2 separate regions of the Homo sapiens genome follow, and region 2 is linked to region 1. The links are chromatin contacts, found by Hi-C or POLR2A ChIA-PET in ENCODE. All regions are on one chromosome and are shown on one strand. The core of a region is the stretch at or near the end of the contact, and the rest is flanking DNA. Distances in the headings are between cores, read along the strand shown.

What was found. Hi-C counts contacts between places; a loop is a spot of excess contacts on that map. ChIA-PET counts read pairs that join two places held with the same protein, here RNA polymerase II (POLR2A). Pooled maps may share reads with other maps.
Region 2: a loop to region 1 is called in a map of tibial artery, with 2.1 times the contacts of the local background. The contact joins two enhancer-like sites. A Hi-C loop is called at or near these places in 13 of 168 maps with a recorded cell type or tissue (CD14-positive monocyte, ascending aorta, dorsolateral prefrontal cortex and 9 more) and 4 of 50 pooled maps. POLR2A ChIA-PET finds 5 or more read pairs at or near these places in 13 of 52 experiments (CD4-positive, alpha-beta T cell, CD4-positive, alpha-beta memory T cell, CD8-positive, alpha-beta T cell and 9 more).

What each region holds. Positions count from the first base shown.
Region 1 is chr6:109,021,828-109,026,920 of GRCh38, reverse strand. The region is part of intron 1 of SESN1 (sestrin 1); the gene reads left to right. It also overlaps a transcript of ARMC2 not described here. Among named protein-coding and RNA genes, the nearest start is that of SESN1, 70 kb to the left of the region's middle. Within about 2 kb of position 1,905, at least 2 of the 41 ENCODE cell types and tissues checked have a DNase peak (open chromatin) inside an H3K27ac peak, as active enhancers do; they include gastrocnemius medialis, where a contact is called at or near this core.
Region 2 is chr6:109,078,105-109,083,197 of GRCh38, reverse strand. The region is part of intron 1 of SESN1 (sestrin 1); the gene reads left to right. Among named protein-coding and RNA genes, the nearest start is that of SESN1, 14 kb to the left of the region's middle. Within about 2 kb of position 3,002, at least 12 of the 41 ENCODE cell types and tissues checked have a DNase peak (open chromatin) inside an H3K27ac peak, as active enhancers do; they include gastrocnemius medialis, where a contact is called at or near this core.

The sequences.
Region 1 (5,093 bases), core at 656-3,155:
ATTACAGGTGTGAGCCACCAGGCCTGGCAGAAGATGTCTTATACACTGATGGGTGATAATATAAAATGGTACAACTACTTTGGAAAACAGTTTGGCAGTTACTTAAGAAGTTAAACCTGGCCGGGCGCAGTGGCTCACGCCTGCAATCCCAGCACTTTGGGAGGCTGAGGCGGGCGGATCATGAGGTCAAGAGATCGAGACCATCCTGGCCAACATGGTGAAACCCCGTCGCTACTAAAAATACAAAAATTAGTTGGGCATGGTGGCGCACGCCTGTAGTCCTAGCTACTCGGGAGGCTGAGGCAGGAGAATCGCTTGAACCGAAACTGGGAGGCGGAGAAGGTTGCAGTGAGCCGAGATTGCGCCACTGCACTCCAGCCTGGCGACAGAGCGAGACTCCATCTCAAAAAAAAAAGTTAAACCTACACCTATTATATGATTTAGCCATTCCACTCCAAGCCAAGGGAAATTAAAGCATATGTTCACACAAAGCTATTCAGAATTCGTACAGAATGTACTATTCTGGGTAGGTGAGAATTTTACCCATAAAATGAAAATCTTAAATACAAAGAACTTTTTCTTTGTTGACTGTTCTTTGGTCTTTTTCACACTTCCTTCTGAGATCATTTTGCTTCTTCCTGAACTGACACTCCTTCAGTTGAGGATCTGTTGGTGGTAGATTCTTAGTTTTTGTCTCTTAAAATGTGTTTCTTTCACTTTATGAAAGATAGTTTCATGTGTTAAATACAGTTCAACAATGATATTTTCTCTCAATATTTTGATCCTCTGGCTTCCATTCTTTAAAATTAGGCTGTCAGCTTAGTTTTCCCTTTGTAGGTAATCTGACTTTTCCCTTTCATGGACTTTAAGATCTCTTTCCTTGAAATTTTTCAGTTTTACTGTAGGCCAAGGTATAATTTTTTTAAGTTATTCTGCATGAGATTCATTGTGCTTCCTGAAAAAAAAAAAGAGTATTGGTGTCTTTAATCTGTTCTGGATAATCCTTAACCATCGTGTCTTAGAATATTACCTTTGTCCTATTCTTTCTGTTTTCTCCTTCCAATTATATATGTATTAGACCTTCTATTTCATCTTAACATGTCTTTTATTTTCTCTCTCATAAATTTCATTTCTTTGCTGTATGTGCTATATTCTGGACTCTTCAGATTTACTTTCTAGTTTACTAATAATTTTCAGCTATACTGAGTATGCTGTTTATTGAATTTTAAGTTTTAATTATTATAAAAACTATTTCATTCATTTTCAAATCTGTCTAGTTATTTTTTGATAGTTTCCTGTTTCTCACCCATACTTTCTATTTCCTTTAAAGTTTTAAAAAGCATATTGAACTGGCCTTCTGTATCTAGTATCCAAAGTCTTTGCAGATGATTTCTGGCAGTCAGACTGCATCTGACTTTGCAGTCTTAGGTGATTATTGTTTCCTGTAGTCCTCACTAATGGCATCTTTTTGCATAGTACTTTTTATTATTGTAAGCTTATATTCATTGGAATTGTATCTCCTTCAGAGAAAATCTCTATTTATTTCTAACTGGAACCTGGGGGACATAACCAGCCCACTTTATACTAAATATTTACCTTGCTTTTAAGAGCAGGTAGGTAATAAGGGAATTCATCCCCCACCTCCTTATGTGTGATCCACCTTGTGTTTATGAATATTCAGGGGAGATTTTACCCCTTCCACCAAGAATAAACCTTAAAACAGGCAAATCTTCTGTCTTCTTTTGTAAATGGGGTGTTTTTCCTTGTTCATGCTTTGAGCGTTTAGCCCCTTGGGTTTTGGCTTTATGATGGGGTCTCTGATCTACCTCCCAATTTCCCAAGTCCTAGGATTTGCCTTCTGTTTTCTGTGCTGCTGCTCTAGGTCCCTGGGGATCCACAGCTGCCAGCCTTAGTGCTCACTGTCTCCCTAGACTCCTCCTGTCGGTGGGTTTTGGTTTCTGAGGATTTCTGTTACTTTGCCAGTTCGGCCATTTTAAACAATATTTCTTACACACAGGTCTCCAATTTGTGATAGTTCCACTTAACAATTGTTTGACTTTACTAAGGTGTGTAAGCAACACACATTCAGTAGAAAAATGCTGTGGAAAGTAGTACGATACTCACAATGCTGGGCAGTGGCAGCAAGTGACAGTTCTCAGCCACATAATCACAAAGACAGACAACCAATACTCTACCATGTTGCCAGATGATTTTGCCCAACTGTAGGCTAATGTCAGCATTCTGAGCACATTTATGGTAGTCTAGGCTAGACTATAATGTAGAAGATTTGGTGTATTAAATGCATTTTTTACTTATGATATTTTCAACTTATTGAGTCATAACCCCATTGTAAGTTGAGAAGCATCTGTAGAAATATTTTTAGGTATTTTGTCCAACATGAGTAAGAAGCACTAATATCGAGGTCAGTTTTTAACCTAATCTGGGAGAGGGCGGTGCTGTCAGGGCTTTTTAAGGCTTATAGGACCATTACCCTTATAGAAAATGGCTTCCTGCTACTGTGCTATCCAAGTTCTTATTTCTGCTTTATAGAATTTTTCTGATTCTTCCTTTGTGATTAAGTGCTTCACTATTCCTTTTTTCTCTGCTATCAGTTTAATGGTAGTCCCTATGCCCTAATAAGTTACTATGGACTTAGAAACTAGATAAAGAAGCTTGTTATAATTTTGTACCAAGTAAAAGTAAATTGTCTCTAAGAGAGGCAGGTGAAGGGTTTTCCACTGAATACAGTACATATGCTATGGTATGTAAATTTTGTGACATCTATTTTACATCTTTTTTTTAATTTGTTCTAGATTCATGAGATTGTTTTTTAAAAAGTCAATTGAGATATAATGAAATGTTGCTATATCAATAGTCAACATCTATTTTGGCAAAAATTACTGATTTTCAAATGTGTGGGAAAACATTTTAAGGGTGTGTGTGTGTGATCATTGAATTTCATTCTACAGAAAAAAAAATCACTCATTCTTTGAGTAGGCAGTAACATATTTAGCCACTAAGAACAATCTACAATATTCTCTTATGCTTTAAATATATGAAAGTGACTTTAATAATGATTATTTGACAATGTAAGTCTTCATTTATGTTTTTATATTTTTCCTTTTACATAAAATGTTACATTTTGTTTATGCCAAATGGTAATTTTACTCATTTTATTTTGTTAGATCCAAACCTGTTGCTTTCTCTTTAGTATTCTATGTGCAAAGCCTGTAACATAATGAAAATGCAGTTTAAGTACCTATTTGTATGTGATGTGCCAGTAGTTGTAATTTCAAAGTAAGATAAACATATGTCCCCAAACATACTTCCCCAAATCCTTGCACCTGGGACAGAATGTACTCTTAACATAGACCAAAAGGGACTCATAAATACTCTGTGGTTGTGCCTTAAAACTGAACACAACATAGGCACATCCACTAACATTATTTATAAAAGTATCAAAAAAACATAGTGGATCATATTTTGGAGGTTAACAGTCACTGTTAGCATGGTAAACTGTCAAGTGGTAGAAGATTTTCCTTATTCAGCATGATAACATTTACAAACTTTTGTTCAGAAGATGAAATTTGAGAAGACTTTTGAAGGAAGTTATGATAATGTGTCCTTAATGAAACTCTGAGAGAAGAATGTTTTCAAGTGTCAGGGAGAAATGTATAAAGTTTCAAAGGGGAACCATAAGTAGATAAATGGAATCAAGAAAGTTGGGATAGGATTAACATGTATGAGGAGGGCAGTAATTAGGGAGAAGATATATTGAGAGATGTTATAGAACATTTTTATTTTGTCTCAATGGGGAACCAGTTCAGATTTGCTGGAGAGGGATACTGTTCTACTGATTTGGGTGGTCACAGAGGGTGGAGTGAGCAGTCATACAGAGCAGATTGCAGGGAACATAGTGCAGGGGAAGACAGGAGAAGATGGTAGGAGTTAGGGTCCCTTGGCCTCTTTCTGATGGGCACACAATCACTGGAATATTAACATTAACAAAACTAAAACATTATCAGGCAGCATTATGGTATAGTAGAAAGAATATGCTTGAGTTCTAACCTTTACTCAGGCCCCTTGATGTGTGGCCTTGGGTTAAATACTTAACCTCTCTGAGTTTCCCATTTCTAAAATGAAGATAGCATGTACCTAAGGTGTTATGATAGTTAAATGAGTTAAAATACATAAAATGCTTTAGAACGGCCAGGCATGGTGTTTCATGTCTGTAATCCCAGCACTTTGGGAGGCCGAGGCGGACAGATCACGAGGTCAGGAGATCGAGACCATCCTGGCTATGGTGAAACCCTGTCTCTACTTAAAAAATAAATAATACAAAAAATTAGCCGGGCGTGGTGGTGGGCACCTGTAGGAGGCTGAGGCAGGAGAATGGCATGAACCCGGGAGGTGGAGCTTGCAATGAGCCGAGATCGCGCCACTGCACTCCAGCCTGGGCAACAGAATGAGATTCCATCTCAAAAAAAAAAAAAAAAAAAAAAAAAAAAAGCTTTAGAACAATGCCTGATGCATACATATGTTTTAGATATTCTATTAATATCAAATCGAAACTAGTATAGCATTGCCCTGCTTCTGGAATCATATCTTAGATTAAAAATCTGAGTTACTAGTTTAAAAGCTGTCCATCAATTGGCATTCATTTACCTAACTGCTACAATAACAATTAGCTTTTCAGCATTACATGCCTTTGTAGCTTAAGGCATTCTTCATTCCTCAGTCCAGGTGCCCCGTTAGGAGTAAAAGGACTTCAAATGGGTGCATCTCTATAGGAAATTAAAAGAAGAAAGGAGAAAGGAAGAAGATATGGATGTTGTTCTCAAAAAATATATACTGGGAAGGAAAAAAAAAAATGCCTGGCACATAGTAGGTGCTTAATTAACACTGGTTGACTGAATGATGAATAAATAAGACTAGTATATCCACATATATAAATTTTTATAAATTTAACCAATCCTTTAGATATAGTATATGTGTATTAATGAAACTTTCAGTAATATTTGGATGGATACTGTTCTGAATTATTAGGGTTTAAAAGTCCCCCCAAAAACATGAGATTGATACAGAATTGATGT
Region 2 (5,093 bases), core at 1,753-4,252, 55 kb before region 1:
CTACAGTCTCAGTTTCCTCATCTAGTAATTGACATTTTATTATCTCCCTTGTGGTATGGTTCTAAAAATTAAGAGATGACATTGGTAAACCATTTTGTAAACTTTAGTATACTGTACAAATTTAACTGTGAATAAACTCTTTGAACCTTTGTTTACTTATCTGTAAAATAATAATAATACTTCATACAGTGGGTTTGAGAATTATTTGAACGTGTAAAGCATGTAGAAGTAAACCTAACACATAGTAAGTGCACAACAAATATTGGTGATGATTGTGATGGTGATGATAATGATGCATTTGATCTAGATCTTCCATCTAATGAGTCAAACTTGAAACTGCCATTAGTTTAGAAATGGATACGCTTGATTTTTACGTGATTGACTTTCATACATCCCGCACTTTATCCACATGTATTGAAAATCCCTAATTGCCTTTTGTACATTAAATTCCATTTTAATACATCGTGTCATAGGGTACCACTGCCCCAGTGTAAGTGTTAGTAGTTGCCCAAAGTGACAGCAGATCTGGAGCAACCAGCCCTTCATTGGAGTCCAGCATCATTCTGGTATGCCAGCATGGCACCAGCAGGGAGAGGTTGCAGAGAGGCAGCTGCATGGATCATCCAGGTGATCAAGTGCACATGGAGAGACCCATGGCCAAAGTTTGTGCTTCAGTACCTGGACAGCATTGGAGGATAATGGTCAAGACCATGGGCTGTGAAGTTAGTCAGACCGGGTTTAAGTCCTGCTCTGCCAAACTGTGTGACTGGGCAAGTTACATAACCTCCTTAAGCCTCAGTTCCCTTACAGAGTTATGAGCAATGCTTACTGGAACCCAGTAAGCACTCAGTGAATGTGAGTACTTAGTATTCTATTCTGCCTCCTTCCTCTAGGGGAGGAGATAGGAAGTTGAGCCCTCTAGCACTATATGCCCTTAGAGCCCCCAAGTCTCCAGCCAACTGAGAAAGTTTTAAGCTACTTTAAAGGTTCATTGGTCCTAGGGGAAATAGTGCCTCTAGGAACTACAAGGATTTTATAAATATTGTTTTAGCTCTCTGGGAACTGGATTTCCCTTACACTGAGTTAGTCTCTTATTTCACTTATAAACATTTAAATTTCAACGTGTCTTCAGGGACACATAATATAGGAAAGCAAGTGATTGTTTGTATGCCGGTATTGCCAGTAAGCAACCGAATACTCTGCTCCTGGTTGATTCATGTCTAGTACTCCAAGCAAGTTATCTACTACAGAAGTTTCTTTCCTTGACGGTTTAATGAGGACATTAGAGCTGCCCTATCAGTGTTTCTACTGTGCTTCCCCCAATGGGAGCTTGACATACTAAGCAGAAAGTCTTCAAAACAGTGCTTTCTGTATCAGACAGCCTGATATAATTTAGAAGAAAGGAACTAAGCAAGGTTGAATTTGCTTGGTAATATCTGGCAGGTGTCTTTGGGGCTCCTGCTGAGCTCCCAATGCCTGCCTAGTTTATCTTCTGTGAATTGGGGTGGATGGGAGGGGAGGGGCAGAGGTGGCACCAGACTTTCCTGTCTGCTTTAAAATGTGCCATGGGATTGGAATCAAGTTGTCTTAAAGAGCCATTAGCAGTCTGTATGCTTTTGAAAACAAGAAGAAAAGGCATTCTGTATGCCACACCTAACCCTTAGCCCTTTTCATGTAATAATTCATTCAACCTTCCCAACATTGTATGAGTAGATATTTTTATTCCCATTTTATCTGTCAAGAAAAAACAAGGCCCAGATGGGTTAAAAACTTGCCCAAGTTATCATAGCTAATGCAAGTTGAATATGTCTTATCCAAAATGCTTAAGACCAGGCTGGGCACCATGACTCACACCTGTGATCCCAGGGTTTTGTTGGATTGCTTGAGCCCAGAGTTCAACACCTGCTTGGGCAACATAGTGAGACCTCATCTCTACAAAAAATACAAACATTAGCTGGGCATGGTGATGCATGCCTGTGGTCCCAGTTCCTTGGGAGGTAAAGTAGGAGGATTGCTTGAGCCCAGGAGGTCAAGGCTGCAGTAAGTCAAGATTGCACCACTGCACTCCAGCCTGGGCAACAGAGGGAGGCCTTGTTTCAAAACAGAACAAAATGCTTGGGACGAGAAGTGTTTCAGATTTCAGATTTTTTTTTTTTGGATTTTGGAATATTTGCATATGTATAATGAGATATCTTCGGGATGTAACCCAAATCTAAACACAAAATATATCTGTTTTATATATACCTTATCACATAATCTGAAGGTAATTTTTATGCAATACTTGGAATAATTTTGTGCATGAAATAGTCTGTATTAAGTACTTGTGTGTGGAATTTTTCTACTTGGGGTGTCGTGTCAGTTCTCAAAATGTTTCAGACTTTGGAGCATTTGGGATTTGGGATTTTTGGATTAGGGATGCTCAGTCTGTAAGAGGAGGAGTCAGGTTTAAAACCCAGGCTGTGAGACTCAAGAGTCTGTGCTTTCCAACATTATACCTCATTATCTGAATAAAAATTTAACGTTAAGATTCCTAACAGTAAAAATATATTACTTTCTTTCCCAAATTGTTTTCCTTCAAGGTAAAACTTAAAACTTTTCTAGGGGAAACCACATTCTCAGATGTTATTAAGTTGCATATCAAGTTCTTATTTAAACCTTGACCCATGTTGAAACTGATTTGAACCCTACTGAATCTTCATGTTTCACTGTGGTGTATAATTTTCATTATGTTGTCATTATAAAAGTTGCCTGATCGCAAGGATTCTATGGACTGAGATCCTGGAAATATGGTGTATAAAAGGCTTATTTTTATATTAAGAGATTCCTAGTAAGATGATTTATTTAATGCACTACCTAAAAGAAAATTTGGTATATTTCCATGAGCAATAGACTCAAGATTAGCTTTGAAAGTTAAAAGAGCATTCTCCTAGCTAGTTCATTGTTGCCATGACAGTGCTGGCAGTGCAAGTGTTGTAGTAACTCCTTGCAATGATCTTATTTTAGACCCTAACGTTTGCAGTGCTGAACGTCCCCTTCCCCGCCCCACAAGTAACTCTAGTGGAAAAGTACTGGTTTTATAACTGGCTTCTGGCTTTATAGCTGAAAGACTGCACTATTGTGGGCTTGAAAAAATAGTGTAGGAGTGTTGAGTATTTTTCCTGTGGATTATAAATGTTTGAAATCTCCCAAAATACGGTTTTGCATTACATATCATACAGCAAGTTGTTTATAGCTAAAAAGAAAAGGAGCCTCAATTGTCTTTAGAAATCAAGCCTAGGTTGTATAATTACATTGAGCTCATACAGAAATCATTCTCCCATTTGTATGCTCATGCATACTTCAGATTCAACTTATTCTTTTATTCAGTTATTATGGAAAATTATCATTAGAATCATAAAGGATTGTGTTTAAACAATGTAGAAAAGTACTTTTTTGCATCCCTTTCATAATTCAGCATTTATTTCATAAATTGTAACATTTTAGTCTTGATTTCTTAAAAAGCAAACTCACCTAAGTTATATAATGTTCAGAAATTACTCAATTTGAACTGGGTACCCGAACCAACATAATTGTTGAAGCATTTTTAACTTTGTTGCTTATATGTTTTAAATTAGATTTTAAAATACCTCATTGAGATTTTCTAATTGTAAATCCTATTATGACAGTACCATTAAGCACAAAATATTTGCAAATTTATAAGAGTAAATGCCATTTTTGTCCTTTTGCATACCATTTGTTAGGTCAGAGTTTTGATATGTGCGCTAAAAATCTGTTATAACATGATGAAACAAAATGATTTTGGCAACTGACCTTGTCAAGGAAGATGGAAAGTCTAACTGTTATACCTCATTAGTGACACCTGCTTTTTTCTTAAATACTACATTAAAGCTTAATTCATCTTCCTTAGGTGTTAAAGATTTAAACGTATCTTGCATGATTGGGCCTGTATTGAATATTAGAGTATGAATATCAGACAATCCCTTTTGTTTCTTTTTTTTTTTTTCAGTTTAGCACAGAAAAATAACTTTATAAGCAAAAATTTGACCCCAGGCTAGAATTGCATTTAGCCTTTCCACCAGGCAATGAGAATTTATCAGAAGTGTGTTTATTTTTATTCTCTTAGTGGTAATTATTCCGATAAAGAAATATCCAATTCCAGTCTACAATGGTCTTTGATGGCTCCCTCTTTGAATTTGGAAGTAGATATATAGTAATATATGAAGATTCAAACCTTGAGATAAATATTCTTTCATTTCATACAATATATTATTTTAATTGGTCAGAATGAGACTAAATTATGATTAGCTCCTTTCTCTTGTTAAAATACAGAATTACAGGGTTGTTATTTTTTTTCCTGAATCCCACAGCACCTCTATAGCAGACCTCCCTCTCCACCTAAGGCTGAAATAAATATGCTTTTTAAAGATAAGGTTAGAATTCATTTAAAATATTTCTTTATGTCTGACACTGTTTTGGCATTGTGGGGGATGTAAAAACAAAAGAAAACAACTATTGCCCTTAAGAATTTTGTAATGAAAATCGAAGAACAAATTAAGACTGGCTAAAAATGTGAAATTTTATGGTACTGTGTTGACAACAGTGCAGCTGTTGGTGGGACAGTGCATCATACAGCCAGACTTTCTAGAGGGCAGTTTGAATATTAGTCCAAACCTTAAAAGTGTGTACATGTTAATATATTTATGATATAAATGTATTATCTATATGTCTTTTATATACAAGTGGGTAATTAAATATCAAACAGCAGGGATTATAGACATAAAGGATTATTATTTATATTTATATTTTATTTTATTTTGAGACAGTGTCTTACTCCATCACCCAGGCTGGAGCACAGCAGTGTGACTATAGCTCACTGCACCTTCAATCTCCTGGGTTCAAGTGATCCTCCCACCTCAGCCTCTTAAGTAGCTGGGACTACAGATGCACACCACTGCACCCAGCCAATTTTTAAGTTTTTTGTAGAGACAGGGTCTCATTATGTTTCCTAGGCTGGTCACGAACTTATTGTAATTATTGAAAATTGTTTTAAAATGTATGTATAGGAAAAGAAATAAATATACAAATTTAAATAG